Regions from separate parts of the Mus musculus genome. Here region 2 is linked to region 1. Evidence: chromatin loops called from intact Hi-C (ENCODE). Cell type or tissue: gastrocnemius. All regions are shown on one strand. Links, peaks and the distances in the headings refer to the core of each region. The heading gives the core; the rest is flanking DNA. Region 1 holds the start of Tmem158 (transmembrane protein 158). Region 2 holds the start of Zdhhc3 (zinc finger, DHHC domain containing 3).

Region 1 (4,385 bases), core at 305-4,304:
TGTGTCCTGTGCCTCAGGGACATCAACCTTTTTTACAGAGACCAAGAATCCAGTCACACTGGGCTGGATTTGCAGGAATAGATAACCAACTGGCCAGCACTGAGAAGGTGGGGTAGATGCTGGACTGCAAGCTCCATTAACATAACACAGTCCCATGCAGGGTGGGTGCCAGCCGCCCGGCTGTCACTCAGGGAACCAAGACCAACAGAGAAGACTTGGTACTTTGGGGAATTCTGTTTATAAGGCTCTCTCTCTCCCTTCTCTCTCTCCCCACTTTCTCTCTGTCTACCTGTGTCTCTCCCTCATTCCAATGTTACTATTTGTTAGAAAACAACTTAGAAGATGGGTTTAGTGGTACATGGCTTTAGTCCCAGAACTCAAGAAGCAGGGGCAAGTGGATCTCTGAGAGTTTGAGGCCGGTCTGGTCTACATAATAAGTTCCAGGACAGCTAAAGCTACGAAGTGAAACCTTGACTCAAAAGAAAGAGCAGGAGAAAGAATGAAAGAGAGAGAGAGAACTATTTAGAGAAATATATTTAGCACTTTGTACCCAGCAATGGCTGTCATCCTGTCCTTCACAGGCCCTTGGGAAAGCTTAGCTGGCTTAGAGGGAGGGTCACTCTTAGATTTACAGAGCACAACTGTTTCAAGCCATTTTAGGGGTCAGTTGACATTAGTTTCCAAGTGTGAGGCCAGAAAACAAGGGAAGTGCAGTTTGCTCCTTTTTGTGATGGGGATTGAACCCTGGGCTTGCTAGGACACTAGGAAAGCACCCTTCCAACTGAGCTGCCTCTTCTTCCCAAGAACGTTTTTTGTTCTTTACAGAAAGCATCTTTCTGTGTAGCCCAGGCTGTCCTCAAACTCATAATTCTCCTCACCACCTTAGTACTGGATTTTGTTTATTTGAGACAGGTTTTCAGGTAGCCCAGGCTGGCCTCTCCAAGGAACTTGGACTCTGGATTCTCACTTGGGATTACAGACTTGTACCATCAAGCTCAGGACTCAGGTAGGCTTCTTAATATAAATTGTATCCTATTAAATTACTCTTGACAACTCCACCTCTCCACAATATACATCCCGGAAGACTGATATTCATGGACTCTAACATACAAATTTTTTGTGTCTATGTGCACACTAGACTGCAGGTGTCCTCAAGCATCCGACCTGTGGGATTTGCATTCCCATTGCCCCAACCAACACCAAAACTTCAGAATTTTGAGGATTTTTTTATGAGTTCTCTTCCTGTAAAACAAAACAACGAAACAAAAACAAAACAAAAAACAAAACAACAACAACAACAAAAAAACCCATATGTATCTATTGTGGTGAAGACACATTAAAACCAGCCAGACTCCAGATCTGAATTTCTGAACTCAGCAGAAAGGTACAAGAGTCCTGTCTCTGGCTCCTGAGGTAGCCCGGAGACTTTCTCCCTTCTTAGTTTCTCCTAAGCAGAAAGGAGGTACTGATTAGCTCTCCTGGGGGCGTGACAGAGGGACTGTCTGGGCTCCGGGACTCGCTCTGGGCTTCCCGCCCTCGGGGGTCCCCTCGCTCCGCCTCCACGCACCGCCCTGTCGCTCAGGTCTTCAGTTCCCGCCCCTGCGAGTGGAGCCCCGCCCTCCCAATTCCCCGCACCCGGTGAGCCGGGGGCGGGGCGCGCGGAAGGCGGAGCCGAGCAGGGGAATCCTCTCTCGTTTCGCCGCGAGCCAGCAGAGCCTCCTGGCCGTCCAAGGGCCCCAGCTCTGGGGGCAGCGGAACCTCGACGAGCGGAGTCTGAAGAGGCCATCGCGGCCCGTGAGCCGGTGTCGTCCCAATACACTGGCAGAGTTCCGCCTCGGCCTTCCAGGCCCCGCGGTTCCCTCACCGGACGGTCGCCTGCGCGCCATGCAGCCGCCGCCTGCCCCGCGCGCGTAGGCGCTCGCCACAGGCCATGCTGCCCCTTCTCGCCGCGCTACTGGCCGCCGCCTGCCAGCTGCCGCCGGCGCACGGCGGGGCCACGGATGCGCCCGGCCTTGCAGGGACGCCCCCAAACGCCTCGGCCAATGCGTCCTTCACCAACGAACACTCCACCCCGCGTCTGCTGGCATCGGCGGCATCGGCGCCCCCAGAGCGCGCGGGCCCAGAGGAGGCTCCGGCGGCGCCCTGCAACATCAGCGTGCAACGACAGATGCTGAGCTCGCTGCTCGTGCGCTGGGGCCGCCCGCGGGGCTTGCAGTGCGACCTGCTGCTCTTCTCTACCAACGCGCACGGCCGCGCCTTCTTCGCCGCCGCCTTCCACCGCGTCGGGCCACCACTGCTCATCGAGCATCTGGGGCTGGCGGCGGGCGGCGCGCAGCAAGACCTGCGCCTGTGCGTGGGCTGCGGCTGGGTGCGCGGCCGCCTGCGGGCTCCCGCCGGGGCTCCCACCGCGCTGCCTGCCTACCCGGCGGCCGAGCCGGGGCCGCTGTGGCTGCAGGGCGAGCCTCGTCACTTCTGCTGCCTGGACTTCAGCCTGGAGGAGCTGCAGGGCGAGCCGGGCTGGCGGCTGAACCGCAAGCCCATCGAGTCTACGCTGGTGGCCTGCTTCATGACCCTGGTCATCGTGGTGTGGAGCGTGGCCGCCCTCATCTGGCCGGTGCCCATCATTGCCGGCTTCCTGCCCAACGGCATGGAGCAGCGCCGGACCACCGCCGGCGCCCCCGCGGCCGCTCCTGCAGCCGTACCCGCGGGGACTACCGCCGCTGCCGCCGCCGCTGCTGCAGCTGCTGCTGCTGCTGCCGCGGCTGTCACCTCGGGGGTGGCTCCTAAGTGACCCCCTCCGCCCCGCGTCCGCGCTGTGTAAGCGCTCGCACGCGCCTTCCTCACCGGAGACGGGGCAGGTGCGCTTCGTGCTGTCCTTATTGTTCATCCTTTTCCCGGGAGGGGACCGCAGAGAGGCACAAATGAGGTGGGAAAGTGGGGTTTGTGCTGAGGTTCTGGTTCGGAAGAGCAGGGGCAAGCTCTCGGGCTGAAGGGTGGGATCCACGCGTGGCTCGAGGACACAAGGGAAACCGGCTCTTTCCCCTGCGGCACCCCCTCCCTGCGCCCACATGCCCTTTATTTATGGCAGAAAGTGACCAGATCCTGTGTATTTGTTTTATATATTTAATAACTGTTTTAAATGAAAGTTTTAGTAAAAAAAAATACAAAACAAAAAGATTCAACTGCTAAAGCTGTGGTAACAGGAGCTCTTTGTATCTGAATGTAGTTGTATTTGAAGCTTCTTGTTTGTTTTTTTAAAGGGGGGGACGAGGGAAGATTTGACACGGATTTATTGTAATTGCTTACAAAAGAACTTTATGAATCTTTTCCAAGTCGATCTATTCAGTGACATGGCCTGGTGGGCGTTTCTTCTTGTATTAATGTGGTTTTCTGGCTTTTAATACAGACATTTTCCTCCAGAAATGTGTATGTTTCCTTTATTTGCTTTTGGGAGAGGGATCCAAGACGCAAATGAATCATGAAGAAATTCCTGAAAAGAGGGGCGCCATCTGTCTTCCTGGCTGAGACAGGTGAAATCGCTTTCAGAATGGTTCCGATGGGGATTGCTAATCAGTTCACTGGGCCCCAGACACGTACGTCCTTTCTACAGAGCACAGGTTCACAGCGCTTGGCATAGTTTGTTTTCACATGGTGCCCCAGGAAAATCAATAAATAGTTCTGTGAGCCAAGTGTCTTTCACAGAACCACCTCGGTAGGTGTGGTGAATATACAGTATATATACATGTTCTTGTGTGTGCCCACTCACTCCTGAATGCATTTGTGTGGGGGAGTCAGAGTCAAGTGCCTTCTCCAGTTACTCTCCACCTTAGTTTTTATCTTGGTCTGTCTCTAAACACCAAGCAGGTAGATTCAGCTAGACTGGCTGGCCAGCGTCCTCCTGTCCCTGTCTCCCCAGTACCGAGATTATAAGCATACACCACTAAGATTGGCTTTTCACATGCATGTTGGAGATCTGAACTCAGGTCCTCCTGCTTAAGTACCGGGCACTTTTACTGAGCCATCTTCCCAGACCTGAAAATGGCTGATTGTAAGACATAGATTACATTCTGTTTGGTAAGTTAAGCAGGTGGCATGTTTCAAATGCTAGTATCAAATTCTGAGATGTTTATTTAGCATTAACAAGTTCTTGGTAAAAGGTAACCAATAGCTGTAACTCTGTGTTTCTGTGGTAGAACCTGTCTGCTACGTGGTAGATTCAGATTCTTTGAGTTATCTGCAGAGCAAAGATCTTTCTCAGCTTAACACAAAAGTAAATTTAAGGCATTTAAGTACTGTAATTCCAGTACTAGGGAATCTGACCGCAGTTGAAGGCTGCCCTGGATTACATAATGAGACCCTGTCAAAATAAAATAAAGATGTATTCC
Region 2 (4,385 bases), core at 172-4,171, 150 kb after region 1:
TTTGGTGAAGAAAAGAAGATGATTCACCAGAGAGTCACCAATCATTATGGTTCTTATGAGAGAAAGTATTATAAAGCTCTGGATGGAAGATTTCCAATTTTTGCAATGAACCCACTTTTTCTTCAGGTCATTTAAGATTTCCTGAACCTGTAGAATTTAAATCTCATCAGCACTTAATGTGTCACCATGAAGACTAGGGATATGGAATGACAGAGTCACACTTCTGGCAAAAAAAACAAAAAAAAATTAAAAACTCATCAGCACTTAATGTGTCACCATGAAGACTAGGGATATGGAATGACAGAGTCACACTTCTGGCAAAAAAAAAAAAAAATTAAAAACTCATCAGCACTTAATATGTCACCATGAAGACTAGGGATATGGAATGACAGAGTCACACTTCTGGCAAAAAAAAAAAAATTAAAAACTAAAAGGGAAGCCCCACCCCTAGGATTGACTACTTTAACATTCCCATACAACCCACTGTGCATATACCCCACTATTACTAAACCTGATCTTGAACTAAAAAGCTAATGAGTTGTGGGTTTGGATTTTTATTACTCAAGTTTAATATGAAACCTAATGACTGAATTTTGGCATTCCTTACTCTATATGAAGTAGAAAATAACAGTATGTCATATGATTTAGAAAAGAACATGCTTTCACTTGCATTATGTAGTTTAAATGGTAACAGGTCACCTTACTATGATGACTACATCACAAGATCAACTGTAGGGACAAGGCTTGTAGAATACTAGATTATGGTTGCCAGGAAACATTCTTCACTTCTCTTGAACGTTCAAAAGCAGGACTGAGCCCAGATCGCGGTAGTCATTGTAGCTACCCAAAGATCTAAGCGCCCCACAAGTAAAACAGGTAAATCAACAATTACACCATAGACTACCAGTCTGCTTTGAAAAATTCTTCTCAGCGGGTGGTGAAAAGGCATGCCTTCTGCCAAGGCAGGACTGATAGGAGTTACACACCAGCCTTGGATATAAAGCTCTCCTCCTCAAAAAAAAAAAGCAAAAAAACAAAAGGGTTGAGAATGCGGTTCCATGATAGAATGCCTGCCTAGCATGCACAAGGCCAAGAGGTTCAACCTCCAGCACCGCCAGAAAGAAAAACACTCCCTATTTTTCTCTATTTGTAAGACATGTGTGTGTATATGTCAGCGTGATTTCTCTTAAGATTGGGTCTTTATAGCTCAGTCTGGCCTTAAACTCCTGATTCTCTTGTCTCCACTTCCCAGCTGCTGGGATTACAGGTGCCAGCCACCAAGGTCTGGAGCATGCTAAGCACGCACTCTATTACCGATGCATTTCCTTCTTTCCTGTTTTTAGGGGGTGTGTGGCGTGTGGTGTTTGCTGTCAGAATTTTAAAGTCCTTTTCCCCCTCGGATACACGGCCTCTGTGTGCAAAGTCACCAGAGTCCATTCACGTGCCGCTATTCTGATTACAGGATCTCGGGCACTGCACTCTCAGGTCGTGCAGAGGCCACAAGGACATTCCTTCATTAAACTGCAGCCTCGGGAACTGCCCGCCCGCCGCTCCCTGATGAGCTAGGAATCTCCTCCATCCCGAGAGCTGTGGACATCTAGGCATACAGGACGCACACTCGCTGCAGCACTAAGCCTCGGGCGTCCGTCCTGACCACGTGGCCGCCCCGCACCTCCTCCCTGCGCAATATGGCCTGCACTCGCGGCCGCCACCGCTACCTGCACTCCATGAACGATGTAGACCTTCTCGGCCTCGCTTAGCGCCACCGACGCCATGCTGCTCAGCTCACCGCGCGCGCTGGCGTGTCATCAGCTCGCGCCTCTCCCCACCGCGCCTGCGCGTCATCAGCCCGCGCGGTGGCCGCTCCCGCAGCCGCGGCTGCCGCCACCGCCTGGAGCTCCATGGGCTTCTCCTTCGCACCGCCCCGTGTGAGGCCGAGTCCGGCAAGCCGTGGCGCCGGGTGCCCGTGCCATCGCGGACGCTGGCGGCTGGGCCCCGGGGCAGCAGCAGGCGGCGCGGGACTGCTAGCTGCCTCCAGATTGACGGTCAGTGCAGTGGGGAAGCCCCAGAAGGAGGGAGGCGCGGGGCCCCAGCCGGGACTGGATGGGAAGCGCGCAACCCGAGCGCTCGGGCCGGAGTCGAAGTAGCCGAGCGCGCGCACGTGAGACACTTCAGGAAGGCGGAAGTCGTGCTGCCCATGAGGGACCATCTCCTCAACCCCCTCCTAGTTGGTCCCTAGGATGGCTGAAGGAAAGAGACCATGGATCCCTCATTAGGTCACTGGTCGGGAAGGGTCTGCACCAGGAATGGGGCGCCAGCTTCTCAATTTTCTCACCCCTCCTTCCATTCCAGGGATCGATCTCTGTCCTGTCTTCCCTCATCCTTTCCTCCCCTACTGCCCATCATCAGATAATGGCCCAGAGCTTTGCAAGTTACCCTTGCCCCGTGCGGTTGCTGGAGTATTGTCCCAAAGAGAGTAGGGAGAGTGTCTTGCACTTCGGGATGCCTGGATGGAAGGGATCTCCGGGGAAGATGGATAACTTCATGAAAGAAAACCGACCCTGGGAGGATATGGGACCTAGGTTATCCAGAAAGGATGCCTGCAAGGTGAAGCTGGGGTCATAGTGAGGGGCCCTTTAAGGAAGAGAGGGGATATGAACTAAGTTTTAAAGGGTCTCTCTGAGAAAATGAGGGGAGACTTGGTAGAGACTTACCTGGTGTTCTATTTTAAACAAAAGTAACCCTTCAGCTTAATCATCAAGAAATAAAAGGTGCTGGCCACCCTTTGCCTTTAATCCCAGCGTTTGGGAGACAGAGCTAGGCGGATCTCTGAATTCGAGGTCAGCCTGTTCTACACTGTGAGTTCAAGGACAGCCTGAGCCACATAGTGAGATCCTGTCTCAAAGACACTGCCCCCACTCGTCGAAAAAAGGCTTTTTTTCTCTTGTGCTAACTAAGTAAGTAAACAGAACACTAACCAGAGTCCTCCAGGGTAGAAGGGAAGGCTCTTGTGAGCATAGCCACAGAGCATGGTGATTAGAGTTGTCATAGTGGATTACTGACTACGCTGAGATTTCAACAGTAACAGGAAGTGCCTGGCTATATTCCTAGGTACTGAACTGTTAGCTGCTGAGCCCTCAAATGATAGCCTCTTCTTGATAGACTGGATATGAATTTCCTGCGTCCATACATAATACTTACTACAGGTGCTCCTGAGACGGCTTCCTGTAGGGTTGGACTTTGCCCTCTAGGGTAACTGGAAAAGGTGGAGCCAGACGGCTTTCTTCCTTTTTTGGAGGAACAGATGCCACACTTGATATAGCACCTAGACACCATCTCTGGTTGAACAACTAGATTCTGTGTGAGGAACTGGTGAAATAGCAAGGGACTCCTGCTAGTAGGGTATCTCGTGCTAGAGATGACTGGAAAGAGAGACCATTTGAATATATAGTGGGGTGGGGGTGGGGTAGGGTGAAGATTGAAAAGTCAGAAAAGATACTGGAAGAAAGTTTGACTTGAGTTTAACTACTATGAGCCATTTTCCTGGGAAAAAGTCTTTGGGCATATCTTTAAAAGTGTGTTAGTGGCAGAACAGTAGCATGTGCAAAGGCCCTAGGTTCCCTCCCCAGCACCACACGGGCATATCCTACCCCCGACAGCAGACAACAGGTTCTTTCTGAAGAAGGGTCAGTGTTATCTATTTGGTGACTGATTTTATGAGTAATATCTGGTATTAGGTTCAGAAGACTTCAAGAAACATAAACAGTGGAGTTTATATTCTCTGCTGGAACACTGCTGTCATCACTAGTTATTTTTCCTATGTGATGCTAGAGCATTTTCATCATATTCATTGAATGCATTAGATGTCCTTAAACCTCATAACTCATAGTTCTTATTTATTGAAGCTATTCAAAGAACATATTAGAACCAGAAAAATGAAATACCCAAGGATGGCACATTATATTGTGTTATACCAGTTTGCTTTTTCATTTCTCTTGGGGTTTTTGTTTGTTTCATGCTGTTTTGTTGTTGTGTCTTTTATAAAACCCAGGCTCTATTAACTTTCTATGACACTGTGTGATGCTTGTTGTATGCCAAGAACTTTACAAAGATTCAATTCTCAGAATAGCCTTATGAGGGCAATTTTACAGTTTAGGAAACAGGCACAAATAGCATAAGTGTCTGAGCAAAGTCACAGAGCACATAACTAATATGTAGCAGAGGCAGGATTTGAGTGGAGGCTTTGTGGCTCCCAAATGTCACTTTCTGTAGCCTCTCACAAACTCCATGTCATCTACCAGGGGACCTAATGCAGAACACCCATGTTTGTTATGAGGCTGGTAACTATCCTGTAAAATACTGCTCAGTTTCATTCCATCAATTTT

The links. A loop is a pair of places that touch in the nucleus more often than their neighbours do. Peaks named below come from ENCODE experiments on the same cell type or tissue, not always from the same donor. Only the 100,000 strongest peaks of a DNase experiment are listed, where the experiment ranks them.
Region 2: a loop joins it to region 1, with 2.7 times the contacts of the local background. A loop is called at or near these places in 1 of 42 quality-filtered maps.

What each region holds. Positions count from the first base shown.
Region 1 is chr9:123,258,091-123,262,475 of GRCm38, reverse strand. Tmem158 (transmembrane protein 158) reads left to right here and starts at 1,687. Exons shown (of 1, transcript NM_001002267.2): 1 at 1,687-3,419. The coding sequence starts at 1,931. The coding sequence ends at 2,791. In gastrocnemius, for the core only: a CTCF peak has its summit at 2,605 (motif pointing left); DNase peaks (open chromatin) are centred at 1,645, 2,234, 2,593 and 3,544; H3K4me3 peaks cover 1,910 bases; H3K27ac peaks cover 1,332 bases.
Region 2 is chr9:123,110,656-123,115,040 of GRCm38, reverse strand. It overlaps Zdhhc3 (zinc finger, DHHC domain containing 3), which reads left to right and starts at 1,847. Exons shown (of 7, transcript NM_001372538.1): 1 at 1,847-2,045. It overlaps Exosc7 (exosome component 7), which reads right to left and starts at 1,810. Exons shown (of 8, transcript NM_001081188.1): 1 at 1,719-1,810. The coding sequence starts at 1,775. In gastrocnemius, for the core only: no CTCF peak of the experiment used is centred there; DNase peaks (open chromatin) are centred at 932 and 1,811; H3K4me3 peaks cover 2,596 bases; H3K27ac peaks cover 1,800 bases.